Linked DNA regions of Homo sapiens: region 1 is linked to region 2. The links are chromatin loops, found by intact Hi-C in ENCODE. Cell type or tissue: PC-9. All regions are shown on one strand. Links, peaks and the distances in the headings refer to the core of each region. The heading gives the core; the rest is flanking DNA. Region 1 overlaps LOC102724945 (a long non-coding RNA gene). Region 2 overlaps EGLN3-AS1 (EGLN3 antisense RNA 1).

Region 1 (9,463 bases), core at 3,952-6,451, 55 kb after region 2:
CTGGGGTTTAGCAAAAAAAAAAAAAAAAAAAAAATCTCTGCTCCCTTCATGATATTGTGGATTTGATACATATCCTTTCTCAGCTTTTGTCTTTCCACATTTGTCCTACAAGCTGTGAAAACAGCAATCTCAAACCGCACTCACTCTGTCATTTTCTTTAACTATAGCCAGCATTGCTCTCTTTCTGCTTCCTAATTTATTTTCTCATACTACTCAATTTAGGATTTTATGATATGTTGTATTAGTTTTTTATTGCTGCTTTAACAAATTGTCACAAACTTTGTAGCTCAAAACAACACAAATTTATTATCTTGCAGTTCTGCAGGTCAGAAGTTGAACAGGGCTAAAATCCAGATGGCAGGATGGATGAGTTCCCTCTGGAAGCTCTAAAGAAGAATCTGTTTCCTTTCCTTTTCCGCCTTTTGGAGGTGGCCTGCCCTCCTTTGCTGAGGTCCCCTTCCTCCATCGTCAAAGCCAGCAATATAACCTCTTTATCCCACTCCCATAGTCGTTAGTCGTATCTCTTTCTCTAGCTCTCTTCCTCTGCCTCCCTCTTCCACTTTTAAGGATTCTTGTGATTAGAGTGGGCTCACTGGATAATCCAAGATAATCTCCTCATGTTAAGGTCAATGGATGTAGCAATTTTAACTGCATTTGCAACTTTAATTTCCCCTTTGCCATGTAACCTAACATATTCACAGTTCCTGGAACTAGGATGTGGGCATCTTTGCGGGGACGGAGTTGGGGAGGGAATTATTCTGCCTATCACACATATATATATACGTCTTTATAAAACTTCCCCCATTTTGATGTATGAAAATTTTGAGCCAAACAGACTATTGACTTCTTAAAGGCAAATCTGTGGCAAAATGTGTTGTTTTCTTGTATTTTTGGTCTTTCCCATGGCATCTTCAAAAATGCCAGAGCTTAGTAGGATCCTGGTAAATACCTGCCAATGGCTCCCAATGGCTTTGATTACTTGAATCATCATTCTTCTATTTGATTTTGTCTTTCCTGGCAGTTTGCACATACAGAACATTCAGGTGCTGACGCGCTGCGTTTCATACATGTGATAGCTAACGTTCACTGGAAGGAGCTACTGGGAATGCCATCAGAATAGTTTGCATTTAGCTCCTTCACAACTCAACCTTGATTTTCTAGTGGACAAATATATCAAATTAGAAATTGTAGATGTATGCAATGAGAAGAGGACAGGAGAAATCGAGGATAAGTACGGAAGTGTCTTTGTGATTCTTCCACCAACTCCTGGAGACAGATAGTTTCTTTCATGTGACAGTGGAAGCCAGATGACAGACTCAGCTGGAGCTGACAGCCCTTCCTCCCTGGAAAGCCCCAGAACCTCTTTCAGTAGAAAACAACCACAATATTTCCAGCAAATTCCAAAGAAAATCCTGCCACTTCTTTGGAGTTGACCAAAAATGTCACATTCTATCTATAAAACCAAAGGCTTTCTTCCAATAAATAGTTCCAAGAGGAAAGGGAGCCTTTTATTCTTGCTGATCTGCTCTGTCTTCTTGTTTGGCTTGCTTATAAATGTAGGCTTAACTGCAGGCACCACAATTTATTAATTCATTTAACTAAAAACCAACTATTTGTTAGGTACTGTATTGGTCCAACAATCAAAAAACTTTAACAAACATATTTATAGGGATTACTATTTGCCAAGCATTATTCCAAGTGACTAAACCATGCTAACTTGTGCAGTCCTCATAAGAACCCCAAGAAGAAGGTACTGTCACTATGCCTGTTTTACAGATGGGGAAACTGAGGTTCAGAGCAATTAATTCATTTGGCCAAGTAATAAGAGCCAGGATTCTAACCAAGGCTCTGGCTTGGAGTTGTTGCTCAAGATTACTTCACCATGCTGTCTCCCCTTGCAGCCAGTGCCTGCTTACAAAGAAGTTCTAGATTCATGGGGAAGACAACGAAGAAGCAAGAAACAACAAATCGGATTGAATTGTTTTGTACACTGCTGTATCCCCAGCACCTAAAACAGTACCCAAGTGCATAAGCAGGGACTGCATAATTATTTGTGGAATGTTGTTGCAATAAATACTATGAAGTAAACTGATTGGATGAGATGAGAGACTGTCACGGGAACCTACTTAATTCATATGCAGTGGTGAGGGAGGGCCTCTCTGACAGATGACATTTAAGCTAAGACCTAAAGGATGAAAACAAGGGAACCATGAAAAGAGTGTGGAAGAGCATTCAGGCAGAGGGACCAGTATGGTAAGAGGCCCTGAGGTCAGGGGATCCTGGCAGATGTGAGGAATGGAAGGAGCCGGTGTGTGGGAGCGGGGTGTGCACAGGCAGCTGTGGAATGAGATGAAGCAAGTTGTGAGCACAAGCTGGATTATGCAGGGCCTTAGGTCATTAGAATTCACTCTCACAGGGCCGTATAAATGCCATGGAAGAACTCAAAAGGGGGCCCATGGGCCCTGAACACCAGGACCATTCAATTCTTTTAGAAAGACAAGGCAAGGCAAGCAGAAAAAAAGAAGAAGAAGAAGAAGAAGAAGAAGAAGAAGAAGAAGAAGAAGAAGAATGCATTTGAGCCCTTTGGTGAACTTATTTGTTTAGTGAACATCTTCGTTTGTCTTTCCTTCTCTTGTTCATTCCTTTCTTCCTTCCTTTTTTTTTTTTTTTTTTGTTTTCTGAGGCCTTAAAAAACTACTCTTGTATTCTCTTATGATCTTTGGAAGACTTTAACTCAAATCAGGGACTGGCAAATGTTTGATCCATTTGACGGATCTCATATCTATAGTAATTTTAACTATGTTGCAATAGCTCATGAGGCCCTAAAGCTAACATTTCCATTTGTGGTATTTTTTAACAAGGACTAAATTTGGTTTGCTATATTGGTCTATCATCTGGGCTTTGTTTTAAAGCCCTGACTCACAGTTGAACATTGTACAGAAAGACCACACTACTATTTCTAGACTGGTATCTTGGTACAACGGGCTTGATGTCAGCCAGAGAAGTTGAGGAAGGTGAAATGGACTTGTGGAAGTATAACTTTCTCTCTTGTTTTAAAAAATCTTTATTGAAATATAATTTACATACCACACAATTCACCCATTTAGGATATACAGTACAACAGATAAGAGTTGTGTAATTATCACCACAATTAATTTTAGAACATTTCATTATCCCCAAAAGAAATCTTGTACCTACTAGCAATCAATCCCATTTCCCCTCCTCTATTTTCCCAGCCCATTAATCTACTTTCTATCTCTATAAATTTGCCCATTCTGGGCATTTCATATAAATGAAATCATGCAGTTTTTCGTGACTTTTTTCACTTGCATAATGTTTTCAAGGTTCATCCATATTATAGCCTGTGTCAATACTTCATTCCTTTTTTTTTTTTTTTTTGAGATGGAGTTTTGCTCTTGTTGCCTAGGCTGGAGTGCAATGGTGCGATCTCAGCTCACTGCAACCTCCACTTCCTGGGTTCAAGTGATTCTCCTGCCTCAGCCTCCAGAGTAGCTGGGATTACAGGCATGCGCCACTATGCCTGGCTAATTTTGTATTTTTAGTAGAGACGGGGTTTTTCCATGTTGGTCAGGCTGGTCTCAACCTCCCAACCTCAGGTGATCCACCTGCCTCAGCCTCCCAAAGGGCTGGGATTACAGGCGTGAGCCACCGTGCCTGGCCACTTCATTCCTTTTTGTAGCTTAATAATATTTCACTGTTTGAATTACATTTTTGTTTACCCATTTATCAGTTGATGAACATTTGGATTATTTCTACTGTTTGGCTATATGAATGACGCTACTATGAACACTTGTGTACATGCTTTTGTGTATATGTAAGCTTTCATTCTTTTGGGTATATACGTAGGAGTGGAATTGCCAGGCCATATGATAACCCCATGTTTAACACTTTGAGGGACTGCCAGACTATTTTCTAGAGTGGTTGCATCATTTTACATTCCCACCAGCAGTGTATGAAGGTTCCAGTTTCTCAACATCTTCACCAACATTTGTTACTGTGACTGTGACTCTTTGTCTGTGACCTCTCCATTGGAATCCTCAGGCATCTCCATTTCTTCTCCATTCTGCCACTTCCTTTGACCTGGCACATCCTCTGTAACACCAGCAATTTGTATCACTTTCACAATACTCTGGATATATGTCTTGGTGATTAAATGCAAACTGCTTTTCTTACTGAAAAAACTTTACTTCCCAATGGATAAAAGTGAAGGAAGCTAAGTGATATAGGAAGTTCCATAACTCATTCGTCTTCCCCTCATTCTGCAATGAGAAGCTAATGTTGGAGATTAAATAATGGACTTTGTTGATTTCAGTGTGTCTGCTGCTGAATGTGTAAATTCATCCTTTCTCAGATAGTCAGACACAACTAGCTAAGTAGCATCCTAAGTAAAAGTGGTAACATGAGTAATTCTGCCGGGAAATAAGGTCAACCTTTTCAGCCTTTTCTCATGAGATCTGGACTGTGAGCAAGGAGTAAAGAGCTACATAAACCTTGCACCTCAAATAACACTGAAGCTCTGTCCTCCTTGTTCCCTCTAATGCCTGAGCATCCAAGAAATGAAATATAGGACTAGAGATTTTTTTAAATAACCTGGATTTTGTAGAAAGAAAGATCATAATACATTAAGTAAAATATGGTTCCCATGTAAAATTATTCTTTCAAAAACTAGGAATTATATAAATACATGAAATCAGGATATATACAAAGGAGTTAGTAGTGATTTTTATTCCTTAACTGGTGGTTGAATAAGTGAGTGTTAAATTTTTTGCTTTCTTCACCTATATTTTTAACTTTTTTCTACAATGAACATATATTACATTGTAATAAGAAAAAGTTAATTTGTAAGTTGTATTTCTGATGCTTATATTGAATTACAAGACACAGTTTTTTTTCTACCTTGCAATAAATTATTAGGATGAAGAATAAATTTGGTTAGGAAACTAGACAATTATTTCAAGGTTTGTTCCAGCTCCCGAGGCTTTATGAGGTTACCATCAAATTTGGTCAGCAAAATAGATGGCAAACCATGACACAGCACAAATCATATTCTTTAGGACTCTTAAAATTGTATCAGAAACCACTAAAACTAGCTTAGCAGCATTTCTTGTAAGAATACAGACAGGGCTGATAGCCGGTTGCACTTGCTTGGGGATACTGGTTGTTTACATTGTAAAATACCTCTGTTCCTATTACTCTGACACCCCCAAATGCCTCCTGTCTGCCTCAGCCACTTGGGGATTTCTCAGGCTCTCTGTACTTCATGGCAAAAGAGGGAACGTGTGGAATGGCAGTGGACTTCTAGAACCATGTACCAGGTGTCTGGCCCTGTCTGTTCTAATTTTCTCCCCCAGTTTCATATTAACTATTTTGAATATCACCCTCAGAATGCATGGGTATCTCATGGAATCCAAGGGCAAAGATTTAGCTGGGCCTCCTGAAGGGACTAGACCCAGACTCTCGGGGGCTGTCAGGCTTCTCCTTATTTCTCATCTCTGTGCGTCTGCTCCATCCTCTCTTATTGCCTTTTCTGCCTTGAAGTTCACATGACAGAAATATGACCTACAGCTCTCAGAATTGTCATTTGACAGGTCTGGCCGTTTGGAAAGAGAATGATCTTCTTCTTCCCTCCCTCCCTTCCTATTTCAAATGTCCAGGGAAGAAACTGAATGCCAGTCATGTGCCCACTCCTGTACCAAACCTCTATGACCCTATGGGAAGAGGGGATCACATTGCCCAACCATGGCTTTTCCAATTATAATCATATGAATAGAGGGGGTGAACAATTCCAGATAAAATGAGGGAGCTTTTCCAGAAATTATGGAGTGGAGCACAAATATAATCATGTCCTTGCCTAGCACGTAGCTATCTCTCAACCTTCCTTTAATTGGGGCTTCTTTATCCAACAATCTTAACACTCCATGAAAGAGTCTCTGAATAGCCATATATCAAAGCTTATAATTTTGCATATAGAATTGTATATAGAAAAGTACCTAGCACAAAAGTTTTAAACTCTTATTTTACACAACTTGCTTATTAGGCTCTATGTCCAAGGCAAATCAGAAGTAGAATTAAAGAGGAGTGGTAAGAAAGGCAGGCTTGCTGAGCCTGGATGGCATATGAGTGTGAGTGGGTGTGTGATTGAGTGTGTGTGTGTGTGAGAGAGTGTGTGTGTGGGTGAGTGCGTATGCGACTGTGTGTGTGTATGCGAGTGTGTGTGTATGCGAGTGTGTGTGAGTGTGTGAGTGTGTGTGTGTGAGTGTGTATGCGTGTGTGTGTCTGTGAGCGCTCATGCGTGCACATCTTCAGTCATGTGCCCACTCCTGTACCAAACATTTATGGTCCTATGTGGGAGCAGATCATATTTCCCAATTACGGCTTTTTCCATTATGACCACATGGATGAAGTGGGTATATAGTTTCATACACACAAACACACACACACCACACACACACCCTGATACATAAATTCAGGAATAATGATTCAGCAATGCAAAAGGCAAAAATCGTATCTGAGGCCATTTTTCCATACCAATAATTAGAAATTTAAATAATCTATGAAGTAATAAAGTAAGTTAGCATATAATTATTGATATTTATTTTAATAACTAGAACCCTCCATTTTAAAAGTGAAATTATGTTGAATATATCCTGTTTAAGAAGGCAGAGAAAATTTTAATGCATTGATGAAAGAGAGTAATGGTAAATGTAGAAATACAGGGATACTTGATATCTAAGCTTTAGCTAGCTGGAAAGTTATTGAAAAAACTTGATAAGCTTTTGCTAGCTGGAAAATTATTATTCAGCAATGCTAGATCTTAGACAGGTCTTTGCGAATTTCTCCTCCATAAAATGGGACTGATAATTATACCCAATCGCCAGGGTAGAGAAGCTCACTATGTGTGAAAATCCTTTGAGATCTTTGAAGAAGTCAAGATGTTTTAAAGTATTAGTGATATTAAAATCTATTTTGGTTTTTGCAAGAACGATTGCACTGGAAACAAATTTACTTTTAATGAAAGAAACATGAGGGGAAATGAATTATTCTGCCTGGGTCTTTTTGAGTCCATTTCAAAGCACCACTTACTTAGGTCAGACCTTTTTATTGGTCACTTGTCTATAGTTTCTATTAATTATTTCATAGTTTAGCAATTTGCAACTCTAGATTGTCCATCTTTTAGGAAGTTGGATTGATGGCTTTATTTCATAAACTACAATTGTTAAAATCATGTTTTCTCCTACCTCTATCATGATTATCAAATAATGTAAAAATGTTGCACAAAATTCAAACTATAGAGAAAATAGTCACTCATAATCCCATTTGCTTCACTATTATAATTTTCCATATAATGTATATTTTTATGAAATTTCAGTCATAGCTATGTTCAATATTATAGTCTCCTTTTTCCATTTTGCTACTTGTTATTCTTGTTAATCAGAATTGTCCCCTTTAAATGTGCATACAATTCTATTGAGTGAATGTGCTAAAATAATGGAATAATCATTTCACTATTTTCAGATATTTAGATTCCTTTCTTTTTTTTTTATTACAATAAAAAGTACACCCTTTCCCTTCTTCCCAAATTGTGTAGTCTGGGTAATCTCTAAATTCTAAGTGCCCACCATGCCCATAGCCTGCCTCTGGGGAAAGAAGCCAAGTCTTTCTTCATAGTCATTATGCTCTATGCATGTGACTCTGCCATTCCTATGACTACTACTGAGCCAGGGGGTCTGTGCCTGGGCCAAAGGGCAGCCATGTCCATGAGAAAGGCCCATGCAGAGGCTCTACAAGAGACTGCCCAATAGCAGGGCACCATATTAGATGGTATCAAATGGATCCAGTTTCCTCCTCTCTCTCAGTGAGAATAAATGTGAGATACACAGAGCAGTCAGGATGCTCTGCATACCCTTTTGGAGACAGAAAAAGATGACCAGGACACCAAAGCTGTTGGCTCACCAGAGCTGCTACTACATTCTGAATAACAATGGACCATGTCTCTAGTTTGGCACAAACACTGTGTCCTTGCCAGTGGTAGAGGGCTGGGACTCAGGGTCATAGTCCAGCTTCTGAGACTACTGTCCATGCCCATTTTCTTCCCCGTGGAAGTAAGCCACCATCCCCTAATATAATTATTTTCTTTTCTCCTCTTAGATGACTTCCTTGGAATGAATTACCCAAAACAGGATAAAGGAGTATAAATATTTTTATGGTTCAGATATATATTATCAAATTACCTGGTAATGTTTCTAGAGATTTTCCTCTGGATCTTCTGCTCCACTTATTTTATGCTCTTTCAATCATCTCACCCTTCTCTACAGCTACAACGACCATCAAGTTTGAGACACCATTCAATTGTAAAATGCACCATTATTTTATGAATGACAGAAGAAAATGTGTTGTTAATTAGGTTGATATAATGCTTTATCACTTAAAATGTTTATTTCATAAGTATTGAAAAAGTTCTTTTAGACTTTTGTGCATATAAAAAATGAAATACAAGCAAAATACTATATATCTGACATTTTTCAGAATCTAACTTCTCAGAGTTACATTTTAACTCAAACTATCTTTATCCTTATTTTTCCATCACAGTATTGTGTCTTATTCCATCTAAAGTATTGATAAATCAGCATTACTTAAAAGAATTCTCAGCTGGGTGTGGGGCTCACACCTGTAATCTCAACACTTTGGGAGGCCGAGGTGGGAGGATCACTTGAGCCCAGGAGTTCAAGACCAAGCCTGAGCAATATAGCAAGACCTTGTTTTTACAAGAAACAAAAAAATAAAAATTATCCGGGTGTGGTGGTGTGCACCTGCAGTCCCAGTTCCTTGGGAGGCTGAGGTTGGAGGATCCCTTGAGCCTAGGAGTCAAGGTTGCAGTGAGCTATGATCTTGCCACTGCACTCTAGGCTGGGCAACAGAGCAAGACCTCTACTAATGTCCCAAAGAGTTTCTTCCAAGTCATTGACACCCACTCTGAAAGTTTTGATGTTGGCTCTTGTTTGATCATTCTAAAACTTACTGATAGAAAGTCTTCAGACAATACCCAGGAGTCATGTGCTTTCTTGAATAGTGCTTAAGTGTTTTGTTGACTGAAATGTCCAAAGTGTTACATTTGTCCAGTCCAGTCACTTGGACATACACAGCTGTGTGTTTGTTGCCTGTAATGATTGTAATCCTTATCAGTTGCAAGACACATTCTGATTTCAGAGATGTTAAAATGCAATACATATATATATAATATAATATATATGTATTGCATTATATATCATATATATATTGCATTTTAACATCTCTGAAATCAGAATGTTTCTTGCAATATATAGATATAGATAAAGATATAGATAGACAGATAGCATGTGCCAATGATTCCAAAATCTGTAATTCTATTCCAGACTGCTATGTAAACTGTCCTCCAGATCTCTATTTGGGCAACGCCCACATA
Region 2 (9,463 bases), core at 2,300-4,799:
ACTGCTGGAGGTGTTCTAAGATGGAAGGGGTAGTTTCTAGCTACTGGAAATATCTAAGTAGAGACTGTTTGATCCCTTGGGAGGGATTGAAACATATGATGACAGGTTGGACCAGTGCTCTTTCGGTTCCCTTACAACCTTGAGATTTTGTGATTCCATAACCTGTCCAAAAATAAAAGGCAATAAGGTTTTTTTTGCGGGGGGGGGGGGTGGGGTGGGGTGGTAATTTTCTTTCTATTAATACTCTGTAAGATTGACAGGCTCCTACAGAAGTCTAACAACTAAGAGAACCAAAGAATGATTTTCTGAAGCTACTGCCTTTATTCACACTTTTAAAAAGCCCAGGGTGGTTGAAGAGTGTGAATGTGCTTGGCCTTGCAGCTGTGTCCTGGCCCTTTAGAATTTGTTATCAAAACAAAACATGCATTTCCACTGGAAGTTTTTAGAACATTGATTTTGCAAACTTTTTCTAATTTCACTTTTGGTTTCTTCTGTGTAGTAAAATCTGTAAACTTATATTTTGCATATTTATTCTTTGTCAATTATCTGTTGTGTAGATTATTACGTATTTACATACACACAGCAATGCATACTTGTACACGAAAACCATGTATACACTATTTTATGGATAATTTAAGGGATTTTTTTTCAAGTGACTGCTTTCAGTTATGTGCTAACTTTGGAAACTACCACCAACATAAAAATCTGCTCTACTGAGGTATCCACCTAGATTTTTATTGTGGAAGTGCTTAATTCCTGTGTCTTGACATTTAGCATAAATGACATAGAGCTCATTTTACATCTATTGTGTAATGTGAGAGCTGTGTTCTGACAGCTCCTGTATTTCCCTTATTGGAATGTTCATTGTTCATTTGTAACTGCATATTTAATCTTTAGTCTCCTATATAGGCTACAAGTTTTGGGGGGCCATGGGGAGCAAGGGGACCTGATCCTCTGGTATCCCCAGAGTTTAGTGCTTGGCATTCTATAAAATCTCTGTTGAATTGAATTGAATGTAATAAATTACATGTAAAAACTAGATAGGAAAAAGCGCAAGAGGCTGTGGACTTAGTGTGAGGTCAGAAAGCTGGCTGAAAAACTAAGCGATCTGAGCACCTCCTAGAAGCTGGGCACTTAGCTGGCCTATCACCTGCCTTATCTTACTGAATCCTCACAACTTTGTTTTGAGAGTTTTTGTTTCTGTTTTGTTTTTATAGAAGAGGAATCCATGGTTCAGAAGGGTCAATGAACTTAGTCAACTGGTAAATGGTAGGACTGGGAGTTGCTCTGAGTTTATGGTGGCTTGAAAATCCAGGCTCTTTTCTCTTGAGTAGGATGCCTGCAGTATGTAGTCTAGTCTTGATTGGGGCAGAGTTGGGGAGGGAAGATGTGGCTTTAGGAAAGGACCTGGCTCCATTAACTTAGCTGAATTTTGTCTTTGTAATCGCTCCTCTCCACACCCCTTCCACTTCTCCATGCCCTCAGCTTTACTCCCTTCACCCCGTCAAGAGTCCAATGCTCTCATGATGCCTCCCCTCCTTACAGTGAGAGCTTCTGACCTTCTTTTCTAAACAAGCCTCAAACTCTGTCCTCCCCATCCAGCTATAGTCCTTAGTATTCTACTTCTATTTAATCTAATAAACTCTTCTGGGGAGAAAAATGGGAAATTGTTGTAATGTTTCCCATCCTTCTCATGTGCTTTTTTTTTTTTCTTTTCTTTTCTTTTTCTTTCTTTCTTTCTTTTTTTTTTTTTTTTTTTTGAGACAGAATCTTGCTCTGTCACCCAGACTGGAGTGCAGTGGCACAATCTCAGTTCGAGTAATTCTTGTGCCTCAGCCTCCCAAGTAGCTGGGATTACAGGCATGCACCACCAAGCCTGGCTAATTTATGTATTTTTAGTAGAGATGGGGTTTCACCATGTTGCCCAGACTGGTCTTGAACTCTTGGCCTCAAGTAATCCACCAGCCTCAGCCTCCCAAAGTGCTAGGAAATCAGGCTTGAGCCACCGTGCCTGACCTCACGTGCTCTTTTTAAATACAGATGCTGGTTGCAGGACTTTTAAGTTTGCTGGGGGAGCATTTGGGCAACAGGATAATTTGTCTCTTCAAATAAAATCATAGCAGGCAGCTACTTACTATCAAGGCACAAATGACTCTCAGATCTCAGGGACAATAATAAGGGCTAGCATTTCATTCATTGAATACATTCACGTGAAGGGCTACTGTGTGCTGGTGACTGTTCTAGGTGCTTTGTGTATATTAATTCGGTTAAATCCTTCTAATATCTCAATGACGTAGGTGCTAATGTTGCTCATACAGTTGGTGAGGGGAGAGTTGGGGCTGGGAAAGGGGCGAAGATAAAAAGGGAAGCTTTCAACAGTGGCTTGGGAATTTGACTGGAGATGAAACAAAAAATCAGGTTAGCCAGTGAACTGTTTCTAAATCCATTAAATAAAGACCTAGTTTAGACTAATGAGAGTAAGGAAGAATTTGTGTGAGTGCTTGCGCCAAGCGGGCAGCTGCCAATTGTTGAAGCAGGGCCTGCTCAAGTGTGTGCCCCAAGGAGCAGGAGGACCACTGGAGGGATCTGCTGCTCTGTGGTTCATTACAGGTAGTTTATTATTGGGTGGAACTGGCCGGAAGTTGAGCCAGCCAGGAGGGAGTGCAGAAGAGGAGTCTGCCAAGGGATATTGTGGGGGAAGATTCCAGGCTGGGAGAGTGAGCCAGATGGAGGGAGGAAATGAGCTTTTCCTGCTGGGTGGATTCCATCCACATGGAAATCCAAGTATGGGACTCTGAGAGTGGGAGGGTTGCAGGAGAGGGCCTGGTTTTGACTGGGAATCCCAAAGGCAGGACTGCTCCTAAAGTTAGTGGGTGTGGATTCCTGGGAAGTCTCCTCATCATTACAAAGCATTTACTGTGTTCTAAGCTGTGTTAATTCTCATGAAGGAGTGTTTCTGGAAATGAAATTTAGAAGGTGTGAGAGAATCATTTTCTGGGTGAGTGGCTGAAGCAGGCAGCATACTATGATCAACAAGGTGATCAACTGTCCTGATTTGCCTGGGACTGTCCTAACTTTTGCAATAAAATTCAGTCCCCCCTTCAGAGTACCCAGGACTCGGCTCATATGCCAGATCCCTGTAAAGGCCTTTCCTGACCATTATCTGAGATACTATCCTACCCTGTCCCCAGTGCTCACATCCTGTTCCCTTCAGAAGTACTTTCTCCATAACACTTACCCTTCCTTGCAGTCATCTTGCTTATTTGTTTATTGTCTCTTATCCAAAACTAGAATATAAGCTCCAGGAAGGCAGGGACTTTGGCTTTTCACTGTTGTATTCCCAGGGCTTAGAACAGGGCCAGGCACACAGAAGGTGCTCATTATATGGTTGTTGAGTGAGTAATTTTTTGTTTTTTTTTTAGTTTCAAGCACTGTGCCCAGCTCTGGATATACAATGGTGAGAAAAATCAGAAATGGTCTTTGTACTCATGAAGCATAGTGGAGGAGAAATACATTAATAACATATTTCCACCTACACAAGTAAAATTACACCTGGGATGAAGGAACAGCTGAAGAGGGGCCTGAAGGAGAGGTGCTGATGCTATGAGAAGATATGATGCTGGGTGGAGTCGGGGCCCCGGGGCCAGTGAAGGCTTGTCTAAGGAAGTAATGATTGAGTTGAGTCTAAAGGATGAAGAAGAAAAGGCTTTCTAGGAAGCAGGAACTGCACATGCAAATGCCCTGCAGCAGGATGGACCAGGAGTGTTTGGAATCCACAAACAGGCCCTGTGGTTGCAGTGCCCAGAGCAAGATGACTCATGACGCTGCGGGGAAAGGCCGAGGGGCAGGCACAGCCAGGCCACTCAGAACCTTGTACATTGGAGACCTTGCTGAAGATTTGGCTGTTTTTCCTAAGAACAGTGAGAAATCACTGAAGGGTTTAAAGTGTGTGTGTGTTGGCTGGGGGTGGTGGGGGGCAATCAGTCTTTGACGTGACTATTCCGTAGACTACCAGGGTTCCTCCATCCAAGTGGCTAAATGGTTAAAATAGTTAAAATTAATTAGGGAAAGGACAATGAAAATATTAACAATTATAAGAGGTAGCTCTTATAGTCTTAGTTCTCTTTTGTCTGCTGATGGAATAAATGTGGTATCAAAGACAGAAGAGTGGGGAGCAAAATTTATGGCCAAATAGATTTTTGAGGAATCTTTCTAAAAGTTGGTACTCAATAAAGAACATAAACTGCAAAGCCAAAGTATTTAAAGCACTCTTCTAGGCTCTGTGGGCAGAGAAAAAGGAAACCACAAGAATGTTCTTCCCCCTTAGGGAGCTTAGATGTTAAATGAGAGAGCACAGGACAGACCCAGGAACATGTTCAACAAGTACTGCTGCTGAGATACCCAGGCACATCGTAATATACAACCTTCCCTGAGCAAAGTCCATGTCTGAATCATTTCTGTTCCTCCCACAGATGTTAGCCAAGTGCTTTGGCCACAAGATGCGCCAAATGAATGAAGCTGAGCCTGTTCACCTCGGCAGAGAAAAGCAATTACTCAGTAGGCAAGTCAGGTCTCTAGTGATGCTTCCATTATAAAAAGTACTTTTAACAGAATGTAAACTCCATGAAGACAGAACTTTGTGTCCATTTTTTGGTTGTTCATTGGTGTGTCTTCAATGCCTAGTACCTTGTCGTTCAATAGTATTTGTTGAGTAAATGAATTTGTTAGCTTAAGTTAGAGCCCTTGGAATGATCAGAGGACTTTGTGAGGAATTGGTCAAGTAAATTAATTTTCCCTCCATATGATGGGGGTACTATTCAGCATGTAGAGCGTGTCCTGGAAGAAGGCTTACTGATGAGGCAGTGTAGCGAAAGAACAGGGCATGGAGGCCAAGTGCCTGCAGCAGAAGCCTGGTTCTACCATTCCCTAGCTATGTGACTTTGGGGAGCTTATTTATTTAATCTCTCTGTAATGCAGTTTCCTCAACTGTAAAATGGGTATAATAGTGCATACCTCCAAAGTCTTTTTTTTTTTTTGAGACGGAGTCTCGCTCTGTCGCCCCAGGCTGGAGTGCAGTGGCGCCATCTCGGATCACTGCAAGCTCCGCCTTCTGGGTTCACGCCATTCTCCTGCCTCAGCCTCCCGAGTAGCTGGGACTACAGGCGCCCACCACCACACCCGGCTAATTTTTTTGTCTTTTTAGTAGAGACGGGGTTTCACCATGTTAGCCAAGATGGTCTTGATCTCCTGACCTCGTGATCCGCCCGCCTCGGCCTCCCAAAGTGCTGGGATTACAGGCGTGAGCCACCGCGCCCGTCCACATATACTGACTTTTTAAATCCTCACAACAACTCTATGAAGTAGGTATTATCGTGATCCTCATTTTATAGTAAGTGATACATAACAGTAATTTCCTTGAATGTGATGGGTAGAAATTGGAGGGTTTTGAGGAGAGGAGTGACATGATCTAATGTGTAGTTTAACACGATCACTGCATCTGCTGTTTGAAAACAGACCGAGGAGAGTGGAAGGGAGTGAGGGCAGAACCAAGGATACCACTTAGGAAACTCCAGCAAGAATCTAGGTGAGATTTCATGTTGTCTTGCCTCAGGGCAGTAGTTGGTGATGCAAAAACAGTCTAATTTACATTATCTTTTGAAGATAGAACTCAAAGTTGGTGATGGAATGGAAGGATGGGAGGTATGAAAGAGATGAGTCATGAATGACTCTATGATTTTGGATCCAATCAACCAGAAGGATGAAATTGCCATGAGCTAAACTAGGAAAGACTGCAGGCGAGCAGGTTTAGAATGTATAGTTTGAGGTGCATATTTGGCACCCAAGTTGAGATGATGAATAGGCTGGTAGAAGTATGAGCTTGGAATTCAGAGAATCCTGGGCTGGAGATGTGAATGTGGGAGTCATCAGCCTACAGATGATATTAAAACCCATGCTACTGGATAAGATCACCAGTGGAGCAAGGAGAGAAGGAAAGCAGAAGTCCAAGGGTTGAGCCCAATATTCAGAGGTTGGGGAGAGGAGAGGAACCAGCAAAGAGACTGAGGAGGACCAGGCGGTGAGACTAAAGGAAACTAGGAGCATGTGAGATACTGGAGGCCACAGAAGAAAAGACTTCTAGTGTTTCATGTGCTTTTAAATCTACTCTTGGCAATGACTTTAGCAATTGCTCCCATGTCCGTGTCAGTGATATCACAGGTGAAGGAACTGATGCTCACAGAATTAGGCCCAAAAGGCAGAGTTTGTAGCAGCTATTGAAATGGGGCCCACATCTCCCCCTCCGTGTCCAGTGCTCTTTCACTGCACCACAACAGCCTCTGGTTGGAAGAAGGAGACTTGCCTAAGGCTATTATGTTTATACAAAATTATTCCCCCACCCCCAAAATTGTCTGTTTTAAACTAGACGTTCAACTTGGCTGCCTTGGTACAAAAAGCTATTTGATATTCAAGTAAGAGTGCTATAAAAGCAGACCAAAAAGGAAATAGGCTAGGCAACGTCATTGCCGACAGCTGAAGGATATGATAGAATTAGCAGCATCTGCTTAGGAAGTGCCTGACCTCACAAAGGTTGACAGGAATAATTTTGAGCCTGTGTTTGGAGCCACAGAGGATTAGGGGAGTGTGTGTGTGTGTGTGTGTGTGTGTGTGTGTATGCGTGTGTGTGTGTGAGAGAGAGAGAGAACGATGGAGAGAATGTGAGAGCATGAGCAAAATCACTCACTGACCTTTGGCTTGGTAAACTGTTTCTTGGGTTGCCTGGCCCCTGGTAAAGTCTTCAGGACTCTGCAGGGAAAATCCTGAGGTCAGGCAGATGAGAGGCGACTGTGATGACCCCATGATGGAGAAAGAGTGCAGGGGCAGTGATACATTCTGTGCTTGGTCCCCTGATCCTTATTGACAGGAGGGTGCCATGGGGAAAGCCAGTCAGAAATGGAAATGCTCTTTACCTACTCTGTCTTCTCTCCCTGCCTTCTTCTACCCAACAGCGGCATGAACTTGGAACTGTGAAAACAAAACTGAGTTAGACAAATCTCAGTGAGGAATTCCTTAGGATGGCATTGAAATGTCTGTAAGCACTGTGGTGCCAATAGGATGAATAGAAAAATAAATTGGAATCCCAGCCCTTTGGAAGGTTGAGGCAGGTGGATCACCTGAGGTCAGGAGTTCGAGACCAGCCTGACCCACATGGTGAAACCCCATCTCTATTAAAAATCCAAAATTAGCTGGGCATGGTGGCGCATACTTGTAATCCCAGCTACTCAGGAGGCTGAGGCATGAAAATTGTTTTAAGCTGGGAGGCGGAGGTTGCAGTTAGCCAAGATTGCGCCGCTGCACTCCAGTCTGGGCAACAAGAGCGAAACTCTGTCTTAAAAAAAAAGAAAAAGAAAGAAAAATCAGAACAGAATGGAGCAGCAAGTATTATACATTAGTTGAAATCAACCAAGTGGTGATTTGGGAGAAAAGCATCAGGATGGGAGGAAGGCTATGAGACAAGGCAACTCAGAAACAGGCCTGAACACTACAGCGGGATAGAGGCAGGGATCTGAGATTGGTAGCAAACCTAATATAGCTGAGATGGAACCCACAAAATTGCTTGGGAAGGTAACCCAAGAGTGTTTAAAATGACGTGATTGTTTCCTTATGGGGTAAGCATTTTTAATCCTGCAAAAATTTAGAAAAAAATGAAGAAATGTTTAAGAGAATCAAATTCATAATATTTTTGTTATACACATTTGGTTTTTTAAGTATTTGTAATATTTAAGGGAAACTGACCCATTAGAATAACAATCATCCTTTTGATGCCAAACAAAATATGTAATTAAGAAATTGATTTAGTTTTCTAATTTTAAATTAAAAGACATTCTAAAATTGCGATCAGTATTGGGATTCTTGAGAGAATATGGTTTTTCACATTTTAAAGCTTAATTTGTTAGAGCTATAAGAAGTTTTTAGACAACTGACATGAGAGAAATAAAATATATTAAATATATAAACGATATAAAATATTTGAATGAGTTTTATAAACTAAATTTATAAATGGGACCTAACATTTAATTAAAAAGCCCTCTTAAAAGTGATTGTTGGCCGGGCACTGTGGCTCACGCCTGTAATCCCAACACTTTGGGAGGCCGAGGAGGGTGGATCACCTGAGGTCAGGAGTTTGAGACCAGCCTGGCCAACATGGTGAAACCCCATCTCTACCAAAAATACAAAATTAGCCAGGCATGGCTGTGGGCACCTGTAATCCTAGCTACTCCAGAGGCTGAGGCAGGAGAATTGCTTAGAACCTGGGAAGTGGAGATTGCAGTGAGTCGAGATCGTGCCACTGTACTCCAGCCTGGGCAACAGAGGGAGACTCTGTCTCAAAAAAAAAAAAAAAAAAAAAAGTGATTGTTAACAATTGTCATATTTATATATATATATATTTTTTTCTGGTTAAATAAAATGTTTTATTATAATAAATCTCACCTGTTTCTACTTTTCTTTTTCTTTTTTTATATTATACTTTAAGTTTTAGGGTACATGTGCACATTGTGCAGGTTAGTTACATATGTATACATGTGCCATGCTGGTGCGCTGCACCCACTAACTCGTCATCTAGCATTAGGTATATCTCCCAATGCTATCCCTCCCCCCAACAATTGTTATATTTATAAAGAGTAATAATATTTCTATATTAAACTTAAAATCCTAAGGCAGAACCTAAGATTTTAAATTAGTAATTTACATAGATTGAAGATTAAGTTTTAAAAATTAAAGTAGCTCTTAATAATCTTTACTGGGCAAAAAAAGGGCCCTTGAGATTGGATAGGGTTTTGATGTTTGTCCCCTCCAGATCTCATGTTGAAATGTGATCCCAGTGTTAGAGGTAGGGCCTGGAGGGAGGTGTGTGATCCCTCATGAATGGCTTGGTGCCCTCCCCATGGTATTGAGAGGGTTCCCAGTCTGTGAGTTCACAGGAGAGCTGGTTGTTTAAAACAGCCTGGCACCTTCTCCTCTCTCTCTTGCTACCTCTCATCACATAACACGTCTTCTCTTCCGCCATGATTGGAAGCTTCCTGAGGCCTCACCAGAAGCATATGCAGTCACCAGCATAGTGACTGCCTTATTTTGTAGATAAGGAAAAGACACAAAGAAGTTAAATGACTTCGCAAGATTGCATGGCTAGCAGAGTTAGAGATAAGGCTGTGGGTTGTGTACTCTAATAACTCCCAGTTCAGGATTCTTCTTGGAGCACTTCTTTGTCAGGGCAAGTGGCTTTGATGGTGAGAATGAAGTCATAGCATCAGTTGGTGGTTCAGGCTTTACAATTTGGCTGAGGGGACACTGCTGCATTCCAAAGCTTTGGATGAAAGTTGATTAATTTTTAAATACACTCACCTCCCCCTGCAAACTTTGAAGTCTCTCCTGTATTCTGGTTGTGAATCTTCAGCCTTTCAAAGCA

The links. Hi-C counts contacts between places; a loop is a spot of excess contacts. Peaks named below come from ENCODE experiments on the same cell type or tissue, not always from the same donor. Only the 100,000 strongest peaks of a DNase experiment are listed, where the experiment ranks them.
Region 1: it touches region 2 in a loop (2.9-fold over the local background); 6 of 110 quality-filtered maps call a loop at or near these places.

What each region holds. Positions count from the first base shown.
Region 1 is chr14:33,993,433-34,002,895 of GRCh38, reverse strand. All of the region lies in intron 5 of LOC102724945 (a long non-coding RNA gene), which reads left to right. Among named protein-coding and RNA genes, the nearest start is that of EGLN3-AS1, 42 kb to the left of the region's middle. In PC-9, for the core only: no CTCF peak of the experiment used is centred there; a DNase peak (open chromatin) is centred at 5,135; H3K27ac peaks cover 1,521 bases.
Region 2 is chr14:34,047,107-34,056,569 of GRCh38, reverse strand. The region is part of intron 2 of EGLN3-AS1 (EGLN3 antisense RNA 1); the gene reads right to left. All of the region lies in intron 5 of LOC102724945 (a long non-coding RNA gene), which reads left to right. Among named protein-coding and RNA genes, the nearest start is that of EGLN3-AS1, 12 kb to the right of the region's middle. RefSeq lists an enhancer at 1,237-1,286. In PC-9, for the core only: no CTCF peak of the experiment used is centred there; DNase peaks (open chromatin) are centred at 3,779 and 4,409; H3K27ac peaks cover 872 bases.